2 separate regions of the Homo sapiens genome follow, and region 1 is linked to region 2. A link is an interaction called in ENCODE POLR2A ChIA-PET data of the cell type or tissue named here. Cell type or tissue: Caco-2. All regions are shown on one strand. Each heading gives the region's core, and the rest is flanking DNA. Links, peaks and the distances in the headings are about the cores only. Region 1 overlaps KIF5B (kinesin family member 5B). Region 2 has its middle 99 kb from the start of KIF5B.

The links. Peaks named below come from ENCODE experiments on the same cell type or tissue, not always from the same donor. Only the 100,000 strongest peaks of a DNase experiment are listed, where the experiment ranks them.
Region 1: POLR2A ChIA-PET joins it to region 2 with 9 read pairs; 2 of 35 experiments call an interaction of 5 or more read pairs at or near these places.

The regions. Positions count from the first base shown.
Region 1 is chr10:32,019,896-32,030,472 of GRCh38, reverse strand. It overlaps KIF5B (kinesin family member 5B), which reads left to right. Exons shown (of 26, transcript NM_004521.3): 15 at 1,902-2,045; 16 at 7,437-7,625; 17 at 8,216-8,333; 18 at 9,186-9,247; 19 at 9,342-9,451; 20 at 10,514-10,577. LOC107984219 (a long non-coding RNA gene) reads right to left here. Exons shown (of 3, transcript XR_001747415.2): 3 at 10,074-10,577. Among named protein-coding and RNA genes, the nearest start is that of KIF5B, 31 kb to the left of the region's middle. In Caco-2, for the core only: no CTCF peak of the experiment used is centred there; no DNase peak of the experiment used is centred there.
Region 2 is chr10:32,149,829-32,160,405 of GRCh38, reverse strand. No RefSeq gene overlaps it. Among named protein-coding and RNA genes, the nearest start is that of KIF5B, 99 kb to the right of the region's middle. In Caco-2, for the core only: no CTCF peak of the experiment used is centred there; a DNase peak (open chromatin) is centred at 4,225.

The DNA.
Region 1 (10,577 bases), core at 4,221-6,720, 130 kb after region 2:
CGCAATCTTGGCTCACTGCATCCTCTGCCTCCTGGGTTCAATGATTCTCCTGCCTCAGTCTCCCGAGTAGCTGGGATTACAGGCGCCCGCCACCACGCCCGGCTCATTTTGTATTTTTAGTAGCAACAGGGTTTCACCATGTTGGCCAGGCTGGTCTCGAGCTCCTGACCTCAGGTGATCCACCCACCTCAGCCTCCCAAAGTGCTGGGATTACAGGCGTGAGCCACCGTGCCTGGCGACTAGATGGAGATTTTTACTTGCTGAAAATTGATACAGGACAGACATCGCCAACCTCCAACAATGATGACAGAAATAATACATAGCTATGAATGTTTCAACATCATCATGGAGGAGCTATTTTGTGGTTTTGTTGTGGTTAATGCTAGCTTCTTGTTTAGAAATCAGCATCTAGAGTTGCACTCAGGACCCATGTCCACCACTTATTTCCCTGCTCACATTAACTTGTCTAAAAGAAAGCAGTCAACAGTACAAAATAATGCTTTTAAAAGGTTTCCTGCCCCTATGAGTTCCTTTTCTCTTTTTAATCTACAAAGTTACAGTTAGCTTGAAGTTAACATTCAGTACTGTACAGATCTAAGACACCATTATAACTAACTCTTACTGAGTTGCATTATTAACAAAGCTAATTGTTGTATGAAAGAATAACAGGAGTTTTTTACAACTCTGAAAGGTGGTCCTTGGCCGCTGATTTTAGTCTTTAAGACAGTTATATTTATGTTTCACTTGTGGAGCTGAAATCTATCAGCATTACATTGATAATAGGAGTTAGAAATCCCTAGTGTTTAGCATCTGTTTATATGCTTAGACAGTGTTGCTGTTCAGTTAGAGAGTGTCTGGTAATTTAAACAATTATGGTAGAAGCATGCTATATTATGAGACTTGAAGATAATTGGTATCATATTGTAGATTAACCTGGGTGGATACATACTCTACTGATACTCAGAAACTTAAGGAAATGACGAACTACCATAAGAAATAAGCAGTTGGAATGATGGCATCTTTACTAAAAGATACTGATGAAAAGTCAATAAATGGCATTACAAATACAGTATAGTACAGGCATTACAAATACAGAAGCCCCAAGCGTTTCAGATTTTGGAATGTTTGCATTATACTTACCAGTTGAGCATTTCTAATTGGCAAGTCCAAAATGCTTCAGTGAGCATTTTCTTTGAGCATCATGCAAGCACTCAAAAAGTCCCAGATTTTCGAGCACTTCGGAGTGGGGATGCTCACCTTGTATCTGTTCTGCCATATGAGTTATTTTAAAGTGGGCACCAAACTGGGTTGGACTTTTCAAAATTTGGTGATTTTGTAGCTGTTAAGCCAGCTATGATTTGAGATTTATAATGATAGTCATTAAACTCAGATAATATTACTTTAACACTAGCTCCTGGATAATTGCCTGTATCATAGTATTATCACATGGATTCTTTCCAGTGAGTAAGTATATAGAAAGTAGATGAAGAAAGCATACTAACCATCTAGAAAAGAGTGTCATTGTAACGTTAATTTGCTGACTCACTTTCTAAAGATAAGACATAATATAGTAATAAGTGATAATCAAATCTAGTTAAATTTGAGGCTTCCCATTTTTAGACAGAAAATATTATTCAATCCCAGGAATTTAGTGAAATAACAGAAACTGCCTGCTCTTAATTGAAAACAATGTGGCTACTTTTACCATAGCCTATTAGGTCTAAAATATATTTTAAGTTTGAGCTGGGAGCCCAGAACCTGGTAGATAGTTCAAGAAAAATGAAAGCAGAAAAGACATGGTTTCGTAAGGGCTTGGTGTAAAACTTGAAACACCGATGAGTATTTGATTTGAATTTTCATGTAGTAGATTTAACTATACTTTTTGTTTTGGGTTCTCTTAGGCAACTTTAGCGAGTATAGATGCTGAGCTTCAGAAACTTAAGGAAATGACCAACCACCAGAAAAAACGAGCAGCTGAGATGATGGCATCTTTACTAAAAGACCTTGCAGAAATAGGAATTGCTGTGGGAAATAATGATGTAAAGGTAAATATAATAACTAAGTATTAAGGACAATTATCTGTATACACTGGCACTTTTGTTTACTACTAATAGTTTGTAAAGTTCTTTTCGTATTCATGATCTCATCCTCACAAACAGTCGTGTAGTAGATGTTATTAACCGCATTTTAAATAGATCAGGAGAGAGCAAGAGAATAAGGGCACCCAAATAGGTAAATTCAGTAGGCGGCATTTATTGGACCTCATGTTTGATTCTTTACTATAACATTTTCCCCAACCTGGGCAATGTGGCGAAACCCTGTCTCTACAAAAAATACAAAAATGAGCCTGGCATGGTGGCGTGTGCCTGTAGTCCCAGCTACTGGGGTGGGAGGATTGCTTGAGCCTGGGAGGTCAAGGCTGCAGTGAGCTGCAATCGTGCAACTGCACTCCAGCCTGCACAACAGATCAAGATGCTGTCTCCAGAAAAAAAAAAAATTCGTGCTTAAAAATTACGTTAATAAATTTCCATAAGTGAAATGATTGGAACAACAATTAAGATTAGTTCACGGACCAGACATAGTGGCTCAAGCCTGTAATCCCAGCACTTTGGGAGGCCAAGGCAGGAGGATCACTTGAGCCCAGGAGTTCGAGACCAGCCTGGGCAACGTGGCAAGACCTTGTCCCTACAAAAAATTTAAAAATTAGCCTAGCATGTAGGCATGGTGATACATGCCTGTAGTCCCAGCTATTTTAAGAGACTGAGGCAGGAGGTTAAAGATGCTGTGAACCATGTTTGTGCCATGGCACTCCAGCCTGAGCAACAGTGAGACCCTATCTGGAAAAAAAAAAAAAAAAAAGATTAGCTCAGGGAATAAATTTATAATGAATGGGCTTGTGGTTGCTTTAAATATTTAAAGAAAAGTTAAAGATGAGCACTGCTTTCTTAATTCTTTTTTATTTTAGTGTGAAAAATTTCAAACATATAATAGTAGAGAGAATAATACAATGAACTCTAGAGTTTTCAGTTTTCAAAATATGTCCATATTTTCTTTATACCTCTTTGTCCTAATCTTTTTAAAGATACTAATATTGGTTGTTAGCATTAGGCATTTGACTTGGTGGTAGATTTAAAAACTAAGACCAAAGAACCAAACTAAGACTCTTAACTGAAAAACCATGCATATAACATGAAAGATTTGTATGTTGCAGTAGCTGTTTAGACTTTACCTTTTTGATTAAAGCCTAATTACAATACAAAGAGAGCATATACACTTGGGTTTATATTGAGAGCCTACTAAAAAGCCCAGTCTGTTAACCAGAGTTGGAACTGACGTAAAAGTTTTCAATATGGAGTACACATTTCCATCTTTTGTATTGTTTAATGTTGCTGTTTGCTGTTAACTGATTCTTCAGTTTAAAAATGAAGAAAAAATATTTTTAAAAAATACAAAAAGAATAAAAGATAAAATCAACAAAATAAAAGTTACTGTTTGTTGATGGAGGCAAGGATTCTCATGACTCTTCTCTTCATATGTTATTTCTTCAGTGGACTCACTATGGGGCCACTTGACTTGCTTTCCCTTCACCATCAGTCTGAACATTTCGGCCCTATTCTGTTTATGGTGAAGTAATGTGAGATGTAGAGAAATCTCTAGGATGGAAAAGTACATTTATTTCATATCGCAGAACACCAGAGAGATGTTGTTCAAGATTTGCTTTGTAGATTTGCAACTTTTTAGACAAATCTTATATTTTATGTTCAAATAATTATGATTTAAGTTAAAAAGTGTAAAGAGAGAGTGGAAATGGTTTATGTTTAGTGGCAGAGGGATGAAATCCAGGTTCCATGACTACTAGATTTTTTTTTCCACTATACCATAGCAGTTTGAAAATAAGTCGTCTTTGCAAATAGTTATTCTAATTAAAAAAAAAAAAGGATCCTCAGTATTTTTGTCATTAACAAGTAATTCTTTTCCTCTCATCATATATAAGCTCTGTTAGAGCGTTACTTTTTTTTTTTTTTTTTTTTTTTTGAGACGGAATCTCACTGTGTCTCCCAGGCTGGAGTGCAGTAGTGCGATCTTGGCTCACTGCAAGCTCCGCCTCCCGGGTTCATGCCATTCTCCCACCTCGGCCTCCCGAGTAGCTAGGATTACAGGCGTGTGCCACCACGCCTGGATAATTTTGTTTTTGTATTTTTAGTAGAGATGGAGTTTCACCGTGTTAGCCAGGATGGTCTTGATCTCCTGACCTCTTTATCTGCCCACCTCGGCCTCCCAGAGTGCTGGGATTACAGGCATGAGCCACTGCGCCCGGCCTGTTGTTGTTCTTAAGTTACAGTTTACAGTTTTATGTTACAGTTTACAATGATTGTTGTACTCATTGTATTCTATAGTTGTGTGGATTTTAAGGAGTGCATAATATTATAGGTCCGGTATTTAGAATAGTTCCCACACCACCCTAACAAATTCCCAGTGTTTTTGCTATTCACCTCTACTTCTTGAACTTCTGGCAACCACTGATGTTTTTACTATCTTTATAGTATTGCTGTTTCCAAAATGTTATATAGTTGGAATCATACAGTATGTATATGTAGCCCTTTCAGCTAGTTTCTTTCACTTACCAGTATGCATTTAAGATTCTTCCATGGCTTTTCATGGCTTGATCATTTTTTTAAATTACTAAATTATATTCCATGATATGAATGTACCATGGTTTGTTTATCCATTCACCTATGTGGTTACTTTGAGGTTTTGGCAATTAATGAACAAAGCTGCTATAAACATTCATGTGTAGGCTGAGCATGGTGGCTCATGCCTGTAATCCCAGCACTTCGGGAGGCCGAGGCGGGCAGATCACTTGAGGCTAGGAGTTTGAGACCAGCCTGGCCAAAGTGGTGAAGTCCCATCTCTACAAAAAATAAAAAAACTAGCCAGGCATAGTGGTGCACGCCTATAGTCCCAGCTATTTGGGAGGCTAAGGCACGAGAATTGCTTGAGCCCAGGAAGTGGAGGTTGCAGTGAGCCAAGATGGTACCACTGCACTCCTTCCTAGGTGACAGAGTGAGACTCTGTCTCCAAAAAAAATAATAATAATTCATGTGTAAGTTATTCTTTGGACATAAATTTTCAGTTCAGTTGAGTAAAAATACCTAGAAGTGCTAGGTTGTACGTTATGACTATGTTAGCTTTGTAAGGAACTCCCAAATGGTCTTCCAAAGTGGTGGAAACATTTTGCATTCCTATCAGCCATGAATGAGAGTCTGCTGTTCCACATCATTGCCAGTGTTTGCTCTTGTCAGTTTCTTGGGATTTTACTAATGTATGGTGTTATTTTATTGTCATTTTAATTTGCAGTTGTGTTTTTTCTTATTGTTGAGGTTTTCTTTTTCTTTGAGACGGAGTCTCGCTCTGTCACCCAGGCTGGAGTGCAGTGGCGTGATTTTGGCCCACCATAACCTCCGCCTCCTGGGTTCAAGTGATTCTTCTGCCTCAGCCTGCCAAATAGCTGGGAACACAGGCGCGTACCACCACGCCTGGTTAATTTTTATATTTTTAGTAGAGATGGGATTTCACCATATTGTCCAGGCTGGTTTCGAACTCCTGACTACAGGTGGTCCGCCTGCCTCAGCCTCCCAAAGTGCTGGTACTACAGGCATGAGCCACTGCGCCTGGCCCTGTTGTTGAGTTTTGTTTTGTTTTATTTTGAGATGGAGTCTCGCTCTGTCGCCTAGGTTGGAGTGCAGTGGCATGATCTCGGCTCACTGCAAGCTCCTCTTCCTGGGTTCAAGCAATTCTTCTGCCTCAGCCTCCCGAGTAGCTGGGACTACAGGCTCCCACTACCACACCTGGCTAATTTTTTGTATTTTTAGTAGCAACTGGGTTTCGCCATATTGGCCAGGCTGGTCTTGAACTCCTGACCTCAGGTGATCTGCCCGCGTCAGCCTCCCAAATTGCTGGGATTACAGGCGTGAGCCACCGTACCTGGCCTCCTATTGTTGAGTTTTAAGAGTTCTTCGGCCGGGCGCGGTGGCTCACGCCTGTAATCCCAGCACTTTGGGAGGCCGAGGCGGGCGGATCACGAGGTCAGGAGATCAAGACCATCCTGGCTAAAACGGTGAAACCCCGTCTCTACTAAAAATACAAAAAATTAGCCGGGCGTAGTGGCGGGCGCCTGTAGTCCCAGCTACTTGGGAGGCTGAGGCAGGAGAATGGCGTGAACCCGGGAGGCGGAGCTTGCAGTGAGCCGAGATCCCGCCACTGCACTCCAGCCTGGGCGACAGAGCGAGACTCCGTCTCAAAAAAAAAAAAAAAAAAAAAAAAAAGAGTTCTTCATATGTTTTGGATATAAGTCTTTTATCAGATAGTGTTTTGCATTATTTCTCTGTGTCTTGTTTTTTTTTTTTTGTTTTTTTTTTTTACTCTCAACGTCATTTTTTGAGACTAAAAATTTTTAATTTTAATGAGGTCCAACTTACCAAGTTTTACATTAATAGATTGTGTTTTTGGTATTGTATTTAAAAACTTGTCACCAAACCCAATATCACCTAGATTTTCTCCTGTGTTAAAAGTTTTTTTTTCAGTTTTGCATTTACATTTAGATCTATGATCCATTTGGAGTTAATTTTTCTGAAAGGGGTAAGGTGTGTACCAGGATTCATTGTTTCACATCTGGATGTCCAGTTGAAGAGACTGTCCTCCCTCCATTAAATTGCCTTTGCACCTTTGTCAGAGATCAGTTGACTGTATTTTGTGGTTTTATTCCTGGGCTCTTTATTCTGTTCTGTTAACCTGTTTATCTGTTCTTTGCCAGCACTGTACTGTTTTGATTATTATAGCTTTACAGTAAGTTGCATAGTGTCAAGTCCTGTGACTTTGTTTGTCCTTAGTGTTGTGCTAGCTATTCAGGGTCTTTTGACTTTACATGTAAACTTAATCATGTCATCTGCACAGTTTTATTTCTTCCTGAAGGTGAAGGAATATACAGTGACCACAATTCCTTCTGGTTGAGCTTAAAGTTCATCCTTTCCCTGCCACCTAAACATCCTCTTGTTAAATTTTAAGCTGAACGTGCACATGATTAACAATGAATTTACTGAAGAGGTCCTGTAAAGAGGAAGTGAAAAAATTGAAAGAGGCAGAATTTATTAGTTTGGTTGTATTTTTGTGTTTTCTTTAGGTTTACATTTATTTATTTTTCTTGTTGGCATGTATTAACATTATTCTCAGTTTTTAAAAAAAGGAAGGCAAAAAGTAAGCTGTATTTATTTACCTTTCGTTGAAAACAGTAATAAAAGAAAAAAATAAGATCCAGACTTTGTATGAATATTGAGTAATACTAAAATATATTTTATAAAAAGATTTTATAGCCTAATTGGGAAAACACACATTGAACATTTTTGGCTTTAATTTTTTATTTTACTTTTTCCTTACAGCAGCCTGAGGGAACTGGCATGATAGATGAAGAGTTCACTGTTGCAAGACTCTACATTAGCAAAATGAAGTCAGAAGTAAAAACCATGGTGAAACGTTGCAAGCAGTTAGAAAGCACACAAACTGAGAGCAACAAAAAAATGGAAGAAAATGAAAAGGAGTTAGCAGCATGTCAGCTTCGTATCTCTCAAGTATGTTATAGAACAAAGTTTATTCATTTTTTTGAAACAGCCACATAGAAATTTTATTTATTATACAAGTTTTCAGAAAAATGTGTGTCTATAGGTGAAATTTAGTTGTTTTTTTCCTAGTCTAGCTGCAGTAAATTTGAATGATTTAACTGAGTTATATTTGCCTAACATAAATATGGGTTATGTATAGAAATTTACCAGAATGATGTGACTGGTGGTAACTTGTTAAAGACTTCAGAATTCCAGGGTGGGCAAAACTGCAGGGAACCAGTTTCCTGGCTTGGCAACTGAATGAATGGGGCCATTCACCACTATCAGAATTTCACAAGGAGGGAAGATGGTAACGTTAGATGGTGGTATCTGTAAAATTAGTATTTCATATTTGAGTCTTCAGTGCCTTAGTTTGCAAGTTATGATCACCAATGAATTAATTGATTACATTCTTTAACATTTCAAAATTGGCTCCTGAATATTTTAGTTTTAAATATTCCCAAATTTATCATATATAGATAATGAAATGTTTACTGTCAAATATTCTTAAAGTGTATGCATATGTTTTCCACTTCATATCAGTATATTTTTTCCAAAAGCATGAAGCCAAAATCAAGTCATTGACTGAATACCTTCAAAATGTGGAACAAAAGAAAAGACAGTTGGAGGAATCTGTCGATGCCCTCAGTGAAGAACTAGTCCAGCTTCGAGCACAAGGTATAGCTTCCAACTGTTTATGAGTTACATCTGTGTTCTTATTTTAGTATAATTGTAGTAAACTTAATATTCACACTGAAAGAAATAGTAGGAATATGGCTGATTTCGAATGGTAAACAAATCATACATATTAATGTTGCTTTGAAACATTTTTTTGTTGTTGTTTTGAGACGGCGTCTTCACTCTGTTGCCCAGGCTGGAGTGCAGTGGCACTATCTTGACTCACTGCAACCTCCACCTCCTGGGTTCCAGTGATTCTCCTGCTGCAGCCTCCCTAGTAGCTAGGACCACAGGCACATGCCCCCACGCCTGGCTAATTTTTTACCTTTTTTGTAGAGACAGGGCTTCACCGTGTTACGCAGGATGGTCTTGATCTCCTGACCTCGTGATCTGCCTGCCTTGGCCTCCCAAAGTGCTGGGATTACAGGCATGAGCCACTGTGCCTGTCAAAACATATATATATATATTTTTAAGATTTTGTTTGAATATGGAAATAGCCAATCTGGGGATTTCCCACAGTTACGAAGCGGGGTGTGTGTGTGTGTGTGTCTTAACATAGGGGACTTAGGAGTTATCTCATTTCTTTACCATTCCCTTAACTAATCTGTTCTGGATTAGGCCAAAAAAAAAAAAACCAAACAAACCATAAAGGAATACATAATACCAACACAATGGATGTAACTTGTATACTAGTCTACATGTCATTGAACTTGGAGAGCAGGTGACATTTGGGTAATTTGAAGTTGAATATTGCTAAGGAAAATGCTTATTGTAAAATCCATTTGCTCCTTGGTTTATATGAGGAACCTTAAAGGCTTATTTCACTCTTCTATTTTCTCTCTATTCAAACAGAGAAAGTCCATGAAATGGAAAAGGAGCACTTAAATAAGGTTCAGACTGCAAATGAAGTTAAGGCAAGTTTGATGTCACATTTCTAACAGCTTTAATTAATCAGTATTAATTTTGATTAGTCTGACTTTAACATCCTTTTCCCCCCCAAAATTTTAGCAAGCTGTTGAACAGCAGATCCAGAGCCATAGAGAAACTCATCAAAAACAGATCAGTAGTTTGAGAGATGAAGTAGAAGCAAAAGCAAAACTTATTACTGATCTTCAAGAGTAAGTATTATACTTCTCTAGTTAGGAGGAAAGAATCGGTTACTGATGGTCATGGTATATATTCTTATTAGAAACCTGCAGTTTTCATCAAAATTACATTTTTATCTTGGAAAATAAAGAATTTTCTCATTTATGAGTAAAACTTCTAAATTCCAGGTGAAATTTTTGAGGCTTTTTTTTAGGTCTTTTGATCTAAATTATTCAGTAAAAGAAAAAAATCCCCAACCTAAGTCTATTATTGCATACCACAGTCTTCTCCAAATCCTTTATTTAGTTTCCTTTTTTAAAAAAATTCTTGGCTGGGTGCAGTGGCTGATGGCCTGTGACCCCAGTGCTTTGGGAGGCTGGGGTGGGAGGATCACTAGAAGTCAGGAGTTCAAGACCAGCTGGGCAACATAGTGAGACTCCATCTCTACAAAAAATAATTTTTTAAATTAGCTGAGCTTGGTGGCACATGCCTGTAGTCCCAGTGACCCAGGAGGCTGTGGCACGAGGATTGCTTGAGTATTGGAATCTGAGGCTGAAGTGAGCTATGATTGTACTACAGCCTGGGTGACAGAGCGAGACCCTGACTCAAAATTCTTAACTGGGAAAAACTTTTCTGGAAATTCTATGGATTTTCAAAGGTTTTTTTTTTTTTAAGTTGTCATCTTAGTTTATCTAGAAGCAATTTCCCTGCCTCCATAACCATGTGCACATACATAGAGTTTATGGAAGTCAGAGTTTGCAACAATTTGAGTAGGAACCAAGAAGAGAATAACATAACAAAATAATGATGAGGTTTGGGGCGTAGGTCTTACTATGAATACCTGATGGAAGTAGGCATAAGGATTCAGGAAGATGAAAGACAGAGGAGAACAGAATCATGATTTCAAACCAAAATACGAAAAATTTTGTATGTCCACAAGTAGCCAGGTCCCTTTCCTCTTTTCCTCCATAGGGTATAGGATAACAGAAAAGTCCTTGATGAGATTATAGAATTTAAAAGTTTGGAAATTTTAATGATGACATTGAGAAAACTGTGATATTGATACTGTGTTAATTATTTTTTTCTTTCGTCAGCCAAAACCAGAAAATGATGTTAGAGCAGGAACGTCTAAGAGTAGAACATGAGAAGTTGAAAGCC
Region 2 (10,577 bases), core at 2,718-5,217:
AGCCAGGCGCAGTGGCTCACGCCTGTAATCCCAGCACTTTGGGAGGCTGAGGCAGGCGGATCACTTAAGGCCAGGAGTTCAAGATCAGCCTGACCAACATGATGAAACCCCATCTCTACTAAAAATACAAAAAATTAGCTGGTCATGGTGGCACATACTATAATCCCAGCTACTCAGGAGGCTGAAGGACAAGAATCGCTTGAACCTGGGAAGTTGAGGCTGCAGTGAGCCGAGATTGCATCACTGCACCTCAGTCTGGGTGACAGAGTGAGACTCTGTCTAAAAAAAAAAAAAAAAAAAAAATCAGGCTGGGCACTGTGGCTCATGCCTGTAATCCCAGCATTTTGGGAGGCCAAGGCGGGCAGATCACGAGGTCAGGAGTTCGAGACCAGCCTGACCAACATGCGGAAACCCCGTCTCTACTAAAGATACAAAAAGTTAGCTGGGCGTGGTAGCGCACACCTGTAATCCCAACTACTCAGGAGGCTGAGGCAGGAAAATCGCTTGAACCCGGGAGGCAGAGGTTGTAGTGAGCCAAGATTGCACCACTGCACTCCAGCCTGGGTGACAGAGTGAGACTCTGTTTAAAAAAAAAAATCAATATTTATTTTAAAGGTAAGTAATGCACTAGGTATTGTTCTATGCATTGAGAACACAGCGATGAATAATATAAACAGGTGTCTGCTCAGGTGCTTACAGTGTAGTAAAGGACAAATAAAAACAAATGAGTAAACAGAAACACATAAATAAAGTACATCCTTTCCATGGTGACAAGTACCTTGATAATGGAATGGTGTGCCAGAGGCACAGAACAGGTGCGTCTTTAGATAATATGATGGGAGAGGCTCTATCCGAGAATGCCAGTTTGCTAAAGGTCTGAATGACGGGAAGAGCCCAGCCACAGGGCAGTTCCAGGTTGAAGAACAACTCTCTAGATGGGTAACACTATAAACTCATGATCGCCGCCCTGGGATGTGTGCATAGAACATCCCGGCAATCCTCTCAGGTATTTGGTCAGGCTCCCTCACCTGCGTTGCTCATTGGCTGTTCCAAAACTTTTCCACCCTATTCAAGGCCATATCTCATTCCTGCCTTCTTCTTGCTCAACAACTGAGTCTGCCTTTTACTTCACAGAGAAACTTGAGTGTGTCGGGGAACTTCATTCACGTCCCACCTCCCCATACCTGCAGGTTCACTACAAATCCATATGTTCTTTTCCTTCCCATCTCAGAAGCGTCCCTTCATCTCCATATTCTCATGTTCCACATTCACCTCTTCCCATCTCCTCAAGGCTGTGACCGGCCCTCTCCTATAATTCCAACTTAGGGCCGGGCGCGGTGGCGCACGCCTGTAATCCCAGCACTTTGGGAGGCCAAGGCAGGTGGATCACCTGAGGTCGGGAGTTTGAGACCAGCCTGGCCAACATGGCATCTCTACTAAAAATACAAAAATTGGCTGGGCATGGTAGTGTGCACCTGTAATCCCAGCTACTTGGGAGGCTGAGGCAGAAGAATCATTTGAACCCAGGAGGCAGAGGTGGCAGTGAGCTGAGATCACGCCACTGCACTCCAGCCTGGGCGACAGAGTGAGACTCTGTCTCAAAAAAAGAAAAAGAAAAAGAAAAAGAATTTCAACTTCTTTTGTGTTGTCATCTTCCATTCAGCATAGAAGAAATGCTCATATCTCCCTTAACAGAAATGCTTTCTTCACTCTCACAAACTGCTAGTGGTCATTTAAGTTGGCTAATATAAAAGTCACAGTAATATCAAGCTATTCAACAAGCATTTTGCATTACATTTCAAAGGTCTTAGACTTTTGCCTAAATTTTGATTTACGAATTCTACTTCTAGAATTTATCATGATTGTGCTCTAAGTCGTAGTGACAAAGAGGGTCATGCTAGTGCTGTTTATAATACTGAAAAGCTATAAAACCATTATGTTCAATAAATAGGAGAAATTATTTAAATAAAATATGTACGTATGGCCGGGTGCGGTGGCTCACGCTTGTAATTCCAGCACTTTGGGAGGCCGAGGTGTGTGGATCACCTGAGATCAGGAGTTCAAGACCAGCCTGGCTAACATGGTGAAACTCTGTTTCTACTAAAAGTACAAAAACTTAGCCAGGCATGGTTGTGTGAGCCTCTAATCCCAGCTCCTCGGGAGGCTGAGGCAGGAGAATTGCTTGAACCCGGGAGGCAGAAATTGCAGTGAGCCATGATCACGCCATTGCACTCTAGCTTGGGCAACAAGAGTAAGAAAACTCTGTCTCAAAAAAAAAAAAGTAGGTATATAATAGAGCACTATCTGCTGCCATTAAACATGCTGTTGTAGGAAAGACAATTATGACATGAAAAATTATTCACGATTTATAAAAACACAAAATGTAGTCAACAAAATGATATGAATACCGTGATACCATTTAAAAAGTATATTTCTGCTTTTAAAAAGACTATAAGTATATTGTGTATACCAAAATGTTAACAGCGATTATCTAGGGGGAGAAGACATTATATAAGGTAGCTTATACTTTCATGCTTAACTGTATATAGTACTCTACATTTTTATTGTTGTTGTTCTTGTTCTTGTTTTGTTTTGTTTTGTTTTTGAGACGTAGTTTCACTCTTCTCTTGCCCAGGCCAGAGTGCAATGGCACAGTCTTGGCTCACTGCAACCTCCGCCTCCCAGGTTCAAGTGATTATCTTGTCTCAGCTTCCTGAGTAGCTGGGATTACAGGTGCCTGCCACCACACCTGGCTGATTTTTTTGTATTTTTAGTAGAGATGGGGTTTCACCATGTTGGCCAGCCTGGTCTTGAACTCCTGACCTCAGGTGATCTGCCCGCCTTGGCCTCCCAAAGTGCTGGGATTACAGACATGAGCCACCGTGCCCAGCCTGTTGTTGTTTTTTGAGATAGGGTCTTGCTCTGTTGCCCAGGCTAGAGTGCAGTGGGGTGATAATGGCTCACTGCCACCTTAGTCTCCTGGGCTCAGGTAATCCTCCCACCTCAACCTCCCAAAAGGTTGGGACTATAAACATGCATCACTATACCTGGCTAATTTTTTTTATTTTTTTACTTTTTGTAGAGATAGGTTCTCACTAAGTTGCCTAGACTGGCCCTTCTGAACTCTTGGGTTCAAGCAATCCTCCTACCTCAGCCTCCCAAAGTGCTAGGATTACAAGCACGAGCCACTGCACCTGGCCAGTATTCTAAATTTTCTATTGTAAGATTATACGGCTTAGTAATGAGAATAAATTATTTTTATATTTCTTCTTTGTTCTTGAGTATTGTTCACTTTTCTTTTTTCAGGAATAAACTCCTTCAAAGCTTAAATGGTCCCAGACAACCCTTTCTCCCTCATTCCTCCAATTCTACACAAATTAATCTTTTTTTTTTTTACATTGGGTAAAATCTAAGCCATCACCTTTCTCTATTTTTTCTTTCTTTCTTTTTTTTTTTTTGAGATGAAGTCTCGCTTTGTTGCCCAGGCTGCAGTGTAGTGGCGCGATCTCGGCTCACTGCAGCCTCTGCCTCTTGTGTTCCAGGGATTCTCCTTCCTCAGCCTCCCAGGTAGCTGGGATTACAGGCACACACCACCACACCCAGCTAATTTTTGTATTTTTAGTAGAGACAGGGTTTCACCATGTTGGCCAGGCTGGTCTCAAACTCCTAACCTCAGGTGATCCACCTACCTCGACCTTCCAAAGTGCTAGCATTACAGATGTGAGCCACCATGTCCAGCCTATTTTTTCTTTATTTTTTTATTATTTTGGGAGAGAATTTTGCTCTGTCACCCAGGCTAGAGTGCAGTGGCCTGATCATGGCTCACTGTAAGCTGGAACTCCTGGGCTCAAGGGATCCTTCCACCTCATCTTCCCAAGTAGCTGGGACTGTAGGCATGAGCCACCATACCTGGCTAATTTTTAAAGTTTTTGTAGAGATGATGTCTCGCTATATTGCCCAGGCTGGTCTCAAACTCCTGGCCTCAAGTGATCCTCCCACCAAAGCCTCCCAAAGTATTGGAATTACAGCCGTGAGCCATTGCATCACCTGTCTTTCAAGATGTCTGTTCCATTTGCCTTCTCTCTCAGTAAATGACCTTGCCTCTTACTTCACAGAGAAAATTAAAACTAACAGGTGAGAATTCTTTTACCTTTCATGCATCCTATAGAGTGCTGGAAGCTAGTGGTACAAAGATTAAAGAGCATAGCCTCCGGAGCTTTCCATCCTGTGAGCTTTGGGGATTTGTTTGGACATCGGGAAAGAGATTTTCCCCCAGCCAGCATACATTACACTAATATTTACTGAAGACTTAATGTATAACCTGTTTGGCCAGATCTAAGGATAAGTTTGAATTATATGATTGAAGATGTCTAAAAGTCATAGCAATAAAATTTAGCAGAGATACATGGAAAAGTTTGTATACAAATGAGAATCCCTAAGACAGCACAGCTTGTGATTGAATTCTAGCTTGTCACTTGTTACGAAAGTTTACTACTGCATCCTTCCTTTGGATGCACTCATATAACAAATACACCAGCAAATCTGAGTGTAGTCTGTGTTCTGTGAAGGCATACAGAGATGGGCACAAACATAATAAGATCACTATGACGATGGAAGTAGAAATAGAGTTCAGTAATCAACCAGAAGAAGACCCTAAGGGAAGCCTCCATGGAGAAGATGAGATTTGAGCTGGAACTTGAAAGACATCTGCCACCATTTATTTATGTATATCCTTGCATGTTCCAGAAGGAGTTAATATAGTTTCAAAAACAAATGCAAGATGTTGACTTCCAGAAAAAAAAGGAGCAGATGCACTTTTCCCTATTCATCTCACCAAGTGCAACTAAAACCCTGGACCTCACATATAAAACACACAAAGACTCTGAAAGGTGGAGGGAAGAAATTAGCCTGACGAGGGACCTCAGAACCTGAAGAACAACAATAGTGAGTTTCCTGGGTTTTCTTTCTGACTCATATTCCCCATTCTGGATGCCAGAGAAGCTGGTAACACAGAAACACCAATAGGAACAAAAATCAGAAACAAAACAAAACTCAAGAAAAATCTGCTCTTTCTAGCCAAAGGAAGAGAAAAGGGGTAGCCTGGCAAGAAGGAAATCTTTTAGATAAACAACCACTCTACTCCAGCCAAACATCACAGATAAAGCTGTGGCTCCACTCTCACTCCCACCGGCAAAGGCTGACTGGAGGGTTCAGAATGCTACTGTTGCCAAAAGCTTGCAGTGATGAGACAGACACCACTGGGGTTGTGTCAGAGGAAGCCTAGTGGAGAGTCAAGACTTTCATCCCTGCCCAGGGTAAGGAAGTGACCTCCCATGGCCTCAGTAGGGGCCATGTGGGGAGCAGTAACAAGGCACCCCTGTGCCCCCCATCTAGGATAATCAGTGGAGGCCTAGTAGGGGGGCTGAGCTTCCACCCCTACTTATCAAAAACAAGGAGGTGTCCCAGGCATCAGTGAAGGCAGAATGGGTATCCTGGGGTCAACACCTACCTAGCAGTAATGAGTAGAGCAATGTGAGAGGAGGTCTGTTCAACAGAAGATTTAAATAAGAGACACAATGTCTAACATAATACCCCAAATGTCTATGTTTCAACAGAAAATCACTCATCATACCAAGAACCAGGAAAATATCAACTGGAATGAGAAAAGATAACCAGGATACACCAACACCAAGATGGCACAGATGTTAGAATTATCTGACAAGGATTTTAAAATAGCCATTATAAAAATGCTTTAGGCCAGGCACAGTGGTTCACGCCTGTAATCCCAGCACTTTGGGAGGCCGAGGCAGGTGGATCACCTGAGGTCAGGAGTTTGAGACCAGCCTGGCCAAGATGGTGAAACCCTGTCTCTACTAAAAATACAAAAATTAGCTGGGTATGGTGATAGGTCCCTGTAATCCCAGCTACTCAGGAGGCTGAGGCAGGAGCATTGCCTGAACCAGGGAGATGGAGGTTGCAATGAACCCAGATCATGCCATTGCACTCCAGCCTGGGTGACAAGGGCGAAACTCCATCTAAAAAAAAAAATGCTTTAATGAGGCCAGGCATGGTGTCTCATGCCTGTAGTCCCAGTGCTTTGGGAGCCTGAGGCAGGAGGATCACTTGAGGATAGGTGTTCAAGACCAGCCTGGGCAACATAGTAAGACCTTGCATCTACAAAAAATAAAACTAAAAAATTTAGTTGGGTGGCGACATGTGCCTGCACTCCCAGCTACTTGGGAGGGTGAAGTGGGAGGATCTCTTGCACTTAGGAATCCAAGGCTGCAATGAGCTATGATTGCACCACTGCACTCCAACTTAGGCAACAGAGTGGAGTGCAGTGGTGCAATCATAGTCTCTTAATAAAAAAGAAAAAAGCTTCAGTGATCAATTATGAACATACTTGAACCAAATGGAAAAAAATATAAATCTGACCAAAGAAATAAAAGCTATAAAAAAAACTCAAGTCAAAAATTTTGAACTGAAAATACAATAAACAAGTGAAAAACTCAATGGATGGGTTCAATAGCAAAACAGAGAAAATAGGCTGGAAAAAGAAAAGAAGAGATCATTAGAGACCTGTAGAAAATTATCAAAATATTTGTGTCATCAAAGTCCCAGGAGAGGAGAAAGGGGACAGGAAGTACTAGAAAAGTATTTGAAGAAATAATGGCTGAAATTTCCCCAAATTAGGCAAGATACATAAACCTAAAGGTTCAGGAAACCTAGAGAATCTCAAACAGGATAAAGCCAAAGAATCCATACCAGGACACGTCACAGTCAAATTCTGAAAACTAAAGAAAAACGAAAATATTTTAAAGCAACATGAGAGAAATACACCTTATGTATAAGGGAAAAACAATTCCAGTGGCAGCAGATTTCTCATCAGAAACCATGAGGCCAGAAGGAATTGGCACAGCATTTTTCAAGTTCCGAAAGAAAAGAATTGTCAACCCAGAATTCTATATCCAGTTAATATCGTCTTCAGAAATGAAAGGGAAATCAAGACATCCTCATATGAAACAAAACTAAGAGAATTTGTCACTAGTAGACCTGCTTTGAAAGAATGGCTAAAGAAAGTTCTCTTAAGAGAAAAGAAGTAATAAAAGAAAAAATATTGGAATATCAGAAAAGAAAATAATAACAACAAAAGTGAAAATAGGAGTAAATACAATAGACTTTCCTTCTCTTCTGGAGTTTTCTAAATTGTGTTTGATAGTTAAAGTGAAAATTATAACAATGTCAGATGTGGTTCCAATGCATGAAGAGGAAATAATTAAGACAATTATCCAATAATGGGGAGGTTAAAGGAATGTAAAGGGAGGTAAGGTTTGTACACTTCATTCAAACTAGTAAAATGTTGACACTAGAAGACTATGATAATGAGTAGTACAAGTGACATTTTTGTAGTAATGGAAAAGTCCTTTGTTTTGATTGCAATGCTAGTTACATGAATCTGATGTGGTAAAACAACAGAGAACCACACACACATACACACACATGCACACACACACATTGTCCCAATGTTAATTTCCTGTTTTTGATATTGTACTATAGTTACAAAAGATGTAGTTATTGAAGGAAATTGGGTGAAGGCTACACAGACTTCTCTGTACTATCTTTACAACTTCCTATGAATTTATAATTATTTTTAAGTAAAGATTTTTTTATAAAGTGAATGTAGTACACCTCGTTAAAATATGAATGGAAGGCAGTAGATGTTCCTAAAAATGAGGTTTTATATATATATATATATATATTTTTTTTTTTTTTTTTTTTTGAGACGAAGTTTTGCTCTTGTTGCCCAGGCCAGAGTGCAATGGTGCGATTTCGGCTCACTGCAACCTCTGCCTCCCGGGTTCAAACGATTCTCCTGCCTCAGCCTCCCGAGTAGCTGGGATTACAGGCATGCACCACCACGCCCGACTAACTTTGTATTTTTAGTAGAGATGGGGTTTCACTGTATTAGCCAGGCTGGTCTCAAACTCCTGACCTCATGATCTGCCCGCCTTAGCCTCCCAAAGTGCTGGGATTACAGGCATGAGTCACTGTGCCCAGCCGAGGTTATTTCTTAATCAGGACTTTTTTAGTTGCAAGTGGCAGACACCTGAATCAAACCACTTCAACCAGAAATTTATTAACACACATTAACTTCATCACTTAGTTTTGCTTCTGTCTGTGGACTCGTTTCACTTTATGCTGCAGCAGCCAAGCCTCCTCCAAGGAACATGACTAAGGATTAGCAATCTGAGAGCTTAAGATCCAAGAACAAGGGAGTCTCTCTATCCTTCCTAGCATGCAAATGTAACATTGGAGACCTCCAAATGTCTCCACAAGTTGGAGAACACTCCAATTTGCCTGGCTTGGTCACATGCCTATCCCTGGGCCAATCGCTATGGCCTGGAGGTAGAATGTTGTGAGTGACAGCCCTTCCCCTTGCTCCACCCACAAAATGGAATTGGGAAGGAAATGCTGTAATAGAAGAGGGAAGGGATGTTGGCCAGCAAATACACTGAAGTCCACTCCAGAGCCTCCAGTGTCCTGCAGGGATTACAGAAGTAAGAGAATAATGAGAGTCCCTCTTACAAATGGAATCATACGGCATTCTTTTTTTTGTGACTGGCTTATTTCACTTAGCATAATGTCCTCAAACTTCATTCATGTAGTAGCATGTGACAGAATTGCCTTCTTTTCAAGGCTGAGTAATATTTCATTGCATGGATGTGTCACATTTTGCTTAGCCATTCATCCATGGATGGACACTTGGGTTGCTTCCACATTTTATCTATTGTGAATAATGTTGCTATGAACATAGTTGTACAAGAATGTTAGGATTTTAAAAGGAGAGAAAGATCACAAAAGAACATAAAACATCCCATAAGGCCATAAGCAGTGGCTCACGCCTATACCTTCACAGCACTTTGGGAGGCCAAGGCAGAAGGACTGAGACCAGCCTGGCCAACGTGGTGAAACCCCTTCTCTACAAGAAGTATAAAAATTAGCCAGGCATGGTGGTGCATGCCTATAGTCCCAGCCACTTGCGGGGTTGAGACGGGAGGATCTCTTGAGTCCGGGAGATCGAGGCTGCAGTGAACCTGCACCGCTGCACTCCAGCCTGGGCGACAAAGTGAGACCCTGCCTAAAAAAAAAAAAAAAAAAAGAGAAAGAGAGAGAGAGAGATAGGAGTGTAAATAAGAGAAATGAGAGGGGAAGCAGCTGAGCTGGCCAATCATATCTCCTGGGCAAAGCCATTCCAGGTCCTGTGGGTGAACCAACACAGCTTCCAGGATGTATTTGAAATAAGAGTCAAAAGAGCTTCTGAAACTTCGAAAAGCTTTTGTGAAAATTCAAATTCTTGTGTTGAATTCAGAACCCCAGCAGGTTGTAGGCATATGGTAAACATGAGTGATTTAACTTCTAGTTAGAGGAAAAACAAGGTAAAAACCACAGGAAATTGTTTTTACTTCACGGATCCATTTCAGATAAGATAAGGCTGAATGAGGGAGCAAACTTAGAAATCAGATAAGGAGTCAAAAACAACAACAGGAATAAACCGAAGGGAAGGGCATGATGTCATGCAAGCTTTCTGTCATTCAAGAGAACATTTTGAAGGTCATCATCTGGTGTTAGTTGGAGTTTAATTTTTGCTTCTCACAGCAACTTGTATCAGAGAAAGAAAATGCTTCTGCACGCAGATCCCACAGTCCTCGGTGAGGAGGTTAGGCTGTGCTGTCTCTAGCGAGCAATACTCCTGTTAAGTGACTTGGTAAGCTGGGCGCAGTGGCATGTGCCTGTAGTACCAGCTACTTGGGAGGCGGAGGCAGGAGGATCACTTGATCCCAGGAGTTTGAGTCCAGCCTGGATACATAGCAAGACTCTGTCTAAAAAACAACAACGGCTGAGCGTGGTGGCTCACGCCTGTAATCCCAGCACTTCGGGAGGCTGAGGCCAGTGGATCCACTTGAGGTCAGGAGTTTGAGACCAGCCTGGCCAACATGGTAAAACCCCGTCTCTAATTAAAAAAAACCCAAACAAACAAACAAACAAACAAAACACAAAAATTAGTCGGGCGTGGTGGCGCACAGCTGTAATCCCAGCTGCTCAGGAGGCTGAGGCAGGAGAATCTCCTGAACCTGGGAGGTGGAGGTTGTAGTGAGCTGAGATCATGCCACTGTACTCTAGCCAGGGCAACAGAGTGAGACTCTGTCTCAAAATAAATAAATAAATAAAAACAACAACAACAAAAAAAAACACAAAAAGACTTAGTGGAATGGTTCTGCATGCTTCCTCAAATCTCCCAGGTGTGCCGGGCGTTATTGTTGACAGGTAGCTATTAAGCACCTCATCTATAAGAAATAAAAACAATAATGAGCAGGACCAAGGACTTCTCTTCATTTTTGTTTTTTGGTTTTGTTTCACTCTGATACTCTGTTTACAAATACAAGCATAAATGAAAATTGCCTGCATTTGTTGTGTAGCTACAGGACATCTTGCTAAAACTTTTGATCTCATTGCATCACCACAACAATCCTAGGAAGTGAGTGATATTATTATTGCCACCTACAGAGGAGGGCAGT